Linked DNA regions of Homo sapiens: region 1 is linked to region 2. The links are chromatin contacts, found by Hi-C or POLR2A ChIA-PET in ENCODE. All regions are on one chromosome and are shown on one strand. Each heading gives the region's core, a stretch centred on a gene start or an enhancer-like site at or near the end of the contact. The rest is flanking DNA. Distances are from core to core; before and after follow the strand shown.

Evidence for each region. A loop is a pair of places that touch in the nucleus more often than their neighbours do. ChIA-PET counts read pairs that join two places held with the same protein, here RNA polymerase II (POLR2A). Pooled maps may share reads with other maps.
Region 1: a loop to region 2 is called in a map of PC-3, with 6 times the contacts of the local background. The contact joins two enhancer-like sites. A Hi-C loop is called at or near these places in 3 of 168 maps with a recorded cell type or tissue (Calu3, PC-3 and endothelial cell of umbilical vein) and 3 of 50 pooled maps. POLR2A ChIA-PET finds 5 or more read pairs at or near these places in 1 of 52 experiments (activated B cell).

The regions. Positions count from the first base shown.
Region 1 is chr7:41,003,930-41,008,099 of GRCh38, forward strand. It overlaps a transcript of SUGCT not described here. Among named protein-coding and RNA genes, the nearest start is that of LINC01450, 26 kb to the left of the region's middle. RefSeq lists an enhancer at 2,283-3,482. Within about 2 kb of position 2,867, at least 5 of the 41 ENCODE cell types and tissues checked have a DNase peak (open chromatin) inside an H3K27ac peak, as active enhancers do; they include PC-3, where a contact is called at or near this core.
Region 2 is chr7:41,186,690-41,191,272 of GRCh38, forward strand. No RefSeq gene overlaps it. Among named protein-coding and RNA genes, the nearest start is that of LINC01449, 87 kb to the left of the region's middle. Within about 2 kb of position 2,247, at least 6 of the 41 ENCODE cell types and tissues checked have a DNase peak (open chromatin) inside an H3K27ac peak, as active enhancers do; they include PC-3, where a contact is called at or near this core.

The DNA.
Region 1 (4,170 bases), core at 1,617-4,116, 180 kb before region 2:
GTATGGCTCTACGATATTCTGGAAAAGGTATAGATACAGTTAAAATAAAAATCCATCCCACCACATTATCATGGCCTTGGGGTACATTTTCCAAGATCCACCCTCCCCATCCCTAGGCATCTTTCTATTGCTTCCTGGATCGCCCCACTAAGGACATATGTATCTGCTTGTAGCCAGTGCAACTGAGCTCCCCAAACACAGATTCCCATGAAAACTGAACAAAAGAGGAGGGAGAGGCAGAGCATGTTAAATGTCTCATTAGGCCTTCTGTCTGATTCTCATTAGATTCGCTGACTGCTTCTCATTAGGCCCATTGCCTCAACTTCTTTCAGGCCCTGAATATGTAGGCCAGTGCTTATTGTCATGGTTGGTCGAGAAGATCCATTTCATTTATTCATAAATTGAATGTGGCTTCTGAAAAGTCCCAGGCATTTCTTTTGGCAAAGTGAAGGCAGGCGTATTGTTGTTATTTGCTATTTTTTGAGCAATCCTAAGCAGGGTGGGCAGAAGAAATAATTTAAAAGACCCAGCACGAAAATTTCAAACACTGCTGCAGAACTGGAGCACTGGGAGACACATTGTTGCAGCCAAGAGGCCAGCATCATATGCAGACATCTGCAATGGGACATCATGGGCACAATCACAAATACCACCAGGTTCAGAGAGGAACTGCTATGGCTCTAACAAGATGCCCACTGGGCAGGCTATGGAAGACAAGAGCTATCAGGGACATCAGTAAGTTGCAACTCCTGTCCTCCCTGCTGTTTGAAAACATGTACCCAGTGTTTTGAATTAAGAACCAAATAATCACATAGAAAAGTTACTGTACAGTAAAATATTCTACAAATTATGGGTATAATACATTACCCTTGTGGAAAAAAAAAAATAACTGGCATCTCAATATTCTTCTCATTGAAACAAGTAACTGATCCCTTCCCCTGGGAAGAAAGCTCCCAAGATATGGCAGGAAGTTAATGGAACTTAGAGACAATATGTTTATTGTGACATCGGTGGACTTGGCCCTGAAGAATCACACAAAATACATATCTGCAATGGAAAAAGTAAACATTGATGAGCATTTGCCCAAAAAATGGCAAGCAACTGCGTACTTCCTATGCTGTCTCTTTGCCATTGTTTGCTGTCTTTGCTTGAGTTTCTCTCCTGGGTGCATGTGATGTGCGCCTAACATGACTTTCAGAGTCATCTGGTGCCTAGAATCAGAGAGATGATTTTCATAAGGAATTATTTTTTTAATTTTCCCGGACAGTAAAGTTTGAGTGAGGAGATTTAGTACCCTTTAGAAAGCCAGTGTTTCCCCCTCAGCTGAAGGTATGCTCTGTGTTTGATACAGACCTATCGAAGCAAGTCAGGCTGCCCAAGAAACACTTTTCTGAAATTGAATGTTAATATTAGATTGGAAACTTTCTTCCTGCCCCATCCCCCCACCCATGAGGGATAAAAGAGGTGTCTCCATATAAAGTCTTCTCCATCAGGAAGAAATGCGGGTATTCCCCAAGGAAGGAGAAGGGCCATGACTCACTGAGGAGGTCCAGGGTGTGGTTTCTTTCAGACAAGCTCCAGCTGTTCCAAAAGCTGGAAAGACATGGCAACTTCTCCTTTGTGGGTTTTGTTCAAGTTTGCAATGTCCCATTTTGAGGTAGCACTGGAATCCTCTTTTTACTCTGTGCTGTGGGAAGAATTTCCATGTGGGTACATGACTGTTATCAATGAGGTTACCTATGTTTAGGTTTGTTGCCTTTATATCAGGCTATGTGGTCAGCCTTATAAGGACCTATGTGAAGATCAGGGCATAGAACTTGCTGTTAGGAAAGGGCATGGTCATTCCAAAGATGCTTCTATGCTGATTTCCCTCACCCCCAATACTGACTTCTAAGCCAGTTTCCCCATCCTTGGTGACTAGCCCTCAACCTTGTGTAAGTACTCCCATTTTGGGGAACTTGACCTCCGAGCATTCCAGGAAATGTGTATCCCAGACTGCAACGTTCATTCACAACATTCCCAAACAAAACTTGTTTTTCTCCCAGTTGGCTTGCAGAATATACTGTTTTGTGAAGCCCTCCTAAGATGTATTGATAAATATCTGAAAGAGACATGCTTATTGATGTCTGTGAGACATGACTGTGGAGATGACATAAAAATTTTGGCTCCAAAGCTTTTCAGTAAAAAGCCCAGTTCAGAGACAGGCTGTAACAATGGGCTGAAAATGATCTTGGCCTTTCAAGCGCTTTATCCTATCCAAAGTTTCAGCAAGAGAACCTGATCTCCCAGAAAGTATTGCTTTTATTGCCAACCATAGAGAATCACTGACAAAACTAATTAAAGAATTTGAACCTCATTTCCTCTTTCATTAGCTGACCCTCAACCAGGGGCTGGACTCCAAACAAAGGCACTCTGAGCCAACAAGATATAGAATGTGAGCCTCTCACCAGAGTAAAGAGGGCTGCATGCTCTCATTCTCCTCTTTGAAAGAGCTACTTGAGTGCAAAATACCTTGCCCTTTTTTTTATAATGGAAAAAGCTTTGGGTTGCCATCAGAAATAATGAAGTTTGAAGTTCCTGAAAGTTATTCATTTATTGGACTTGACTTTCCACCCTTCCCTTGAATTCCAGGAGCCAGGTCAAGACAGTGAGTTCTCATGGAAAATTAAGTACTTTTGCAAAGGTGCTTAAAGAAATATGCTTGTTTCAGGTTTCAGGCTCTCAAGGGGATGGTGGTCATTGATTTCCAGGCTTAAGACAACGATAAAGACTTCCAGATATGAATGAGCTTATATGGAATTCAGCCAGTCTACCTGAAAGGCCTGTTGTAAAATACTTGGTTCTGTCTTGGATACTCACCCTTCTCCTTCTTGACTTTTTTTCTTCCGCATTTTAAGATTGCATCATTTGGCAGTCATTGCAATGATTACATAGAATGGCATTTATTGATTGAATACCTTGGCAGATTGAAGAATAACTATCTGAAGATTGTGAAATGATTTCTGTAAGTTACATGATTATCCACTGAAGTGATGGGCTCTATCACAACATATATCTTTGTTAGTTGGTTATGAAGCTGACATAAATTTAAAGAAGAAGGGCCTCAGAGAGGTTTCTGGAAAAAATTTTCATTTTATTAATATGGAAAAATCTTAAGCTTAGAGATTCAGTTTTTTTTTTAAATTGAGTGGAAACAAATCCTATTTTATTTTAAAAATATATTTTATTTCCATTTTAACTTTGATGACAATAAAACACAGATTTTGATAGAAGAGTCATCATTCAAAAACAAAGGATGGGTCTCCTTTCTCAAGTGGCACCCTGACTACTTAATATTACACTACTGATTGGTCTGCATGATCCTGTTTGATCAAGTGAGATGGCCCTCACTGAACAGGCTTTTCCAAAAGCATTTTACAACAAGTCGAGGCCTCCTTAATCCAGAGTAAAGCTAGGGATATACAAGAGTGGCAAAATGTAAACAAGGGGAGACCCAAGAATATACTCAGCACGGGAGCTCATGACTTCCTCTCTGACTCTGGCCAAGAGTATTGTTCCTGCTGTGTGCACGCCTTAGAATATCACCCAGGGAACCGGATGCAATGCTTTGGCACTTCATCTAATTTCTCTGCTCTGGAGACCTAGTCACCAATGCCAGATAGATTCCCTTGCAAGTGATCAAATACTTACTTGACTTTGAACTTTTGGTGAAAGATTTAATGTGGGATAATCAATGAGTGAAACTACACTATGCAATCCCACAAATATGCAAAAAACAAGAAAAAGAAAGGGGAAATTAACATTCTTGGATTATTTGACCATGAAAGCATGGAATTTGCTTTAAGTAAAAGCTTCTATGACAATGGAATCTTGAAGGAATTACAACTGAAATCCAAAAAAAAAAAAAAAAAAAAGAATTAAATGGTCTTATGTATTTTTTTTAAATCGTTGTGTTCAATTGTGCTATGTAGAATCCACAGTTTTCTCTTCCCTTAACAAAATCTTGGGTGTATTCCATAACTTCCTGGTCACATTTGGTAATTAAAACTTAGTGTGGCTTAATTTAAACCCTTAATTGCATATCCAATTTAAAGCTAGAGCTGTGACTCTGGCTGCTTAGAAAGAGGGTGGGGGGCAAAATCTGGCTGTGGAGCAATGCTATCCTCCCCC
Region 2 (4,583 bases), core at 997-3,496:
GAAAGAATACTAATAAAATGGGTTACAGTGACTTTTGGTTGAGCCTTATTTATTTTCTTAGATCTGTTTGAACAGACAGTTGTCATGTGGTTCACTCTGCTTTATGACGGAGGAAGAAGCAGCCATCTTCTTTCAAAGGTGCTGCTATGTTTCAGAGTGGTTTGACTCACACCTATAGCTCAGAAAAGAAGGAAATGATTGTAGTGAGAGGGATTGGAAATGGATGCTAACAAGCAAAGGACTAAAGTCAGGGTCAAAGTCACTTCTTGCTATAAAATTATCTCAGTGTTATTCTCTTTAACAAATGGTTTTATTTTCACTCCCCTCAAACAGCTATGATCATTATTCTGGCAACACTCGGTTCCATTTCAACATTAGTGGACATACCAGGTTGTGGCCATCTTTGGAATAACCCTGCACGCATGAACTCCTCTTTTGTTATTCCTTGTCTTTGTGACTATGCTAGCCATTCACCTACTCCTCACAACAGAAAATATGGGAGTCAACCTTGCTTCGTTTTATTTCAACACACACACACATACACACACACACACACACACGCAGTAAATCACCTAAGTTCATCATCCCACAGTCTCCCCATGCCTACTGCCAGTCTCCAACTCTAGGCCACTCTCATCTCTGTCCTTGATAACTCTTCTTCCTCCCAGGCTGTCCTCACTCAAGTCCATCCTCCATAATGCAGCCAAAGTATTCTTTTGAAAATGCAACTCTGATCAAGTCATTTCCCTGTCTAAACTATGAACTGGTTTTCCGTGTCCGGCGTTGAAAAATCTCACCATACTCAAAATCTTGCTGGCTTTCCTCTCTGACTCACCCTTCACCTTCCTCCCTTACACTGGGCCCCACCCTTATTTAAGTATTTCCTGTCACTTGAAGATGTTGGCTCCCCTTCGCCTCTGGGCCTTTCCACATGCTATTACCCCTACCTGGAACACACTATTGTGACAGCTACAGATTGGCACTTGGGTCACAGACCTCAATACAGATGTGTTTTAGGTTATTTTAGCTGTAACGCCAAGAAATACCAAGAAACACACGTTTAGGCTTAACCCAAATAAATATGAATACTTTCTTTTTCTTTCTTTCTTTTTTTTTTTTTAATGAGACAGAGTCTCGCTCTGTCGCCCAGGCTGGAGTGCAGTGGTCTGATCTCAGTTCACTGCAAGCTCCGCCTCCCGGGTTGACGCCATTCTCCTGCCTCAGCCTCCTGAGTAGCTGGGACTACAGGCGCCCGCCACCACGCCCGGCTATTTTTTTGTATTTTTAGTAGAGACGGGGTTTCGCTGTGTTAGCCAGGGTGGTCTCGATCTCCTGACCTCGTGATCCGCCCACCTCGGCCTCCCAAAGTGCTGGGATTACAGGCTTGAGCCACCGAGCCAGCCAATATGCTTATTTTCTTGACAGCTTCCTCACCCCTTAAGGAGGCATTCACTGGAGTCAGAAGGCGTGGCCGAAAGAAGAAACTCTGCGCTTCCCTTCCTGCCCCCATCAGGCGTAGCTGTCATTCCTATTGGTCCCCACCAAGGTGTGCCCAGCTGGCTTACATGTCTCATTCAGCCTCATTCATTAATCATACGCATCCAAAATTCAAACCAACACTTACAGTATTACACCAAACACTTGTTTTTTTAGTTCCATAAATTTGTGCTATTGCAGCCAATCATCCCACAACCATATAAAAGGAGTCTTAGCACGTGGTTAATAAGAGTTAAGGAAGCCAGGTTCCAGAAGGAATTTCTCAGGATTCCCTCTGATTCAGCATTCTTCATTCCTCCATTCTTGACCTGGCTATGCCTTACACACCCCTGGGCTCTTAGTTTTAAAGCTCTTTTCTGCTCCCCACTGTGGTCGTGTTAGGTTCCCCTACCAAGAGTTGCAAAATCCCTTGTTTCCCAGTAATGTTCTCTGCTAATACTCTGTTTCTTGACTGTGCTCTGAGCTTCCGAAAGGCAAAGAGTGTATTTGTCAAGGTCCCCATTGTATCTACAGAGCCTGGCATGTGGTGACTGCACAATAAATATTGCTGAACAAATAAATAAAATAAATCGTGGCAAGAATAGAGATTGCATTAAAAGTTTATCTCCCCTTTTCCCCTTTATCCCCAGGAGACCCCATCCTCCAGAATTCAAAGAAGAAAGTTGAACCCTTCTCACATTAAGCCTATCTGAAAAGCTGCTTTTAGAAACTCCAGTGCACACTCACACACCATTATATGTTATTTCAGGCTGGTGTAATAATAAAACTGTCAATCCTATGAATAAGAACTGTTTCTTTACTTGGATTCTTGCTCATGTTCGTGTATATTTATGTATTACTAGAAAAGCAGCATTCTTAAGATTCTTAGATTGTTTTGATAAGATATGACTCTACTTTTCCCAGCCTTTCTTATTATAAGAATCTTTAACAAGCTCTTTAAACAGTTCACACATGCTACCTTACATTTTTATGTGATGTAACGTATAGTGAAAATTTTTTAAAAAGATTTTCTTAATATAATGTTTAAATAATAAAATTATTTCTTGTCTAATGATATTTGTGCAAGTAGACTAGTTTTTTTATGCATAGAAGACACACCATTTCTTTAGTTTCGTTGAGGAATAATTATCAATCATTATTATTTATAAGACAAGGCTGTTCTTTTTTAAAAAAAATCTTTAATTTAAAATACCTCTGTATTTAAGAGTGTTAACTACAAGAGCCTTTTCTATTGTCGTTCTTAGAAAAAAAAAGGTTCTGATGTTTGCTAGTCTAATAATTTATTTAATGCCTAAATTCATGTGACCTGAAAAAAAAAGTTTAAAACATTAAGTGAAGATGTGTGGTTCTATGGAGGGCAAAAGTCTTGTGTATAAGACCACAGGTAGCAGCCAGCTCCCTCAGTGGCCATCTCTATCAGCCTTGAGACCACCTCTCCTTACTGATCTTAGCTAGAAAACAGGCAAAAGGTAGCAGCTTCTAGTGACCATTCCAGGCTGCTTACAAACAGGGTGATTCTGGGGGAAAGCAGAACTGGGTGCTTTCCATCTCCATTGAAAAATGAAAAAAACAGAAAAAAATGGACAAAATGAAGAAAGAATATAGAGAATTTCAAACAACTGGCTTAGTCTTGGGCCTTCTTTCCCTGCCCACCCCACACCACCATCTTTTGCATGCCCTTCTCACCCTGCCCTGTTGTCAACCTTGAGCTGTCTTGGAAGCAAAGTCCAAGGGGACAATGGAGCATGCAGGCAAGTTCCATATCACCCCATTTGCCTAGAGCATTTGGTTGCCCCATGAACACAGAATTCCAGTGGACCCACAATGTGTGGGAGTTCAGTGAGGCTCATGGCGAGTACAAGGGAAATGTGTCATGTTTATGACTAAGTGGTCATGCTTCCTGTTCAAACAAGAAAGAAGGCAACAGCATTCTAAGAAACACAAACAACCAAGGGATCTTAAAGTATCCTTTCTCACTCCTGTCACTTCCTTGTAATAACCAACCAATTACATGGAAAACGATGACATTGAAGGAAAGGGAAAAATAGGGAAACCTACAGATCTTTTTTCTTTCTGTTTTTAGAAAGCACATCAACAAGCCAAATGTAGAAAGCATCGGTAAAATGTGCAAATATAAAGAAATAAAAAAGAGTTGAGTTAGTGTTGTGTGGCGTTCACACTGTTCTGGTGAGAATGAAATACATATGCGCATACAAGGTACAGAACGTGAATTTATGAATTGTGTAATTTTGGTGATTCGGCAGAAGAGTTACATGTTCTTATATTTGCCTCTAAAACTTGCACTGAACAATGGTACAATTCATGCTCATAATTAAAACTTTTAATTTTTCTTTACTTTAGAACTACATTAAATAGCAAATAAATAACAACATGGCAAGTCAAGAGAGATCATGGAAAAAAGGAAAAGGCTTCATATTTAGTATCTTTAATGGCATATTTTCTGTTTTTGTTTTTGTTTTTTCTTTTTTTGAGCAAGAGTCCTGCATTTTCATTTTGCCTTGAGTCCTGCAATCATGTAGCTGGCCCTGCTTCCAAGAAAAGAGGAAGGAAGAGCCAGTGCTTCACTATGGTAGGCCCTGAAGTGGGATCCAGCTCTCTGGCTTTGCTATGGCTTCAGCCTTCCTGATGTGACTTCCCTTTCCTGTCTCCTTCCCTTGTGACTGTGACTTCTCAGCAGCTCCTGAGCTCTCTGCCTCTTGGCTCGAAGGGACCATACTTACACTGATGCTAGAGCACACCCTTTATTCCTGGGTCCAGTTGTTGACGTAGCAACTTCAAATGGACACAGAGATCTCTGGACATTTTCTGTTTATGTATTTATTTATTCACTAAGCATATATTAAGAACTTGTAATATGCCTAGCACTGTCCTATGCCAACTGCTATGAATTGAATTATGTCCCTTCAAAACTCACATATTGAAGCCCTAACCCCAGGACAATGGTATTTGGAGATGGGGCCTTTGGTAAGTTATCAGGTTTAAGTGACATCATGAGGGCAGGGTCCTCGGTAAAATTAGTACTGTTGTAGGTACTGGGGGTAGAACACTACATTATCATTCCAAAA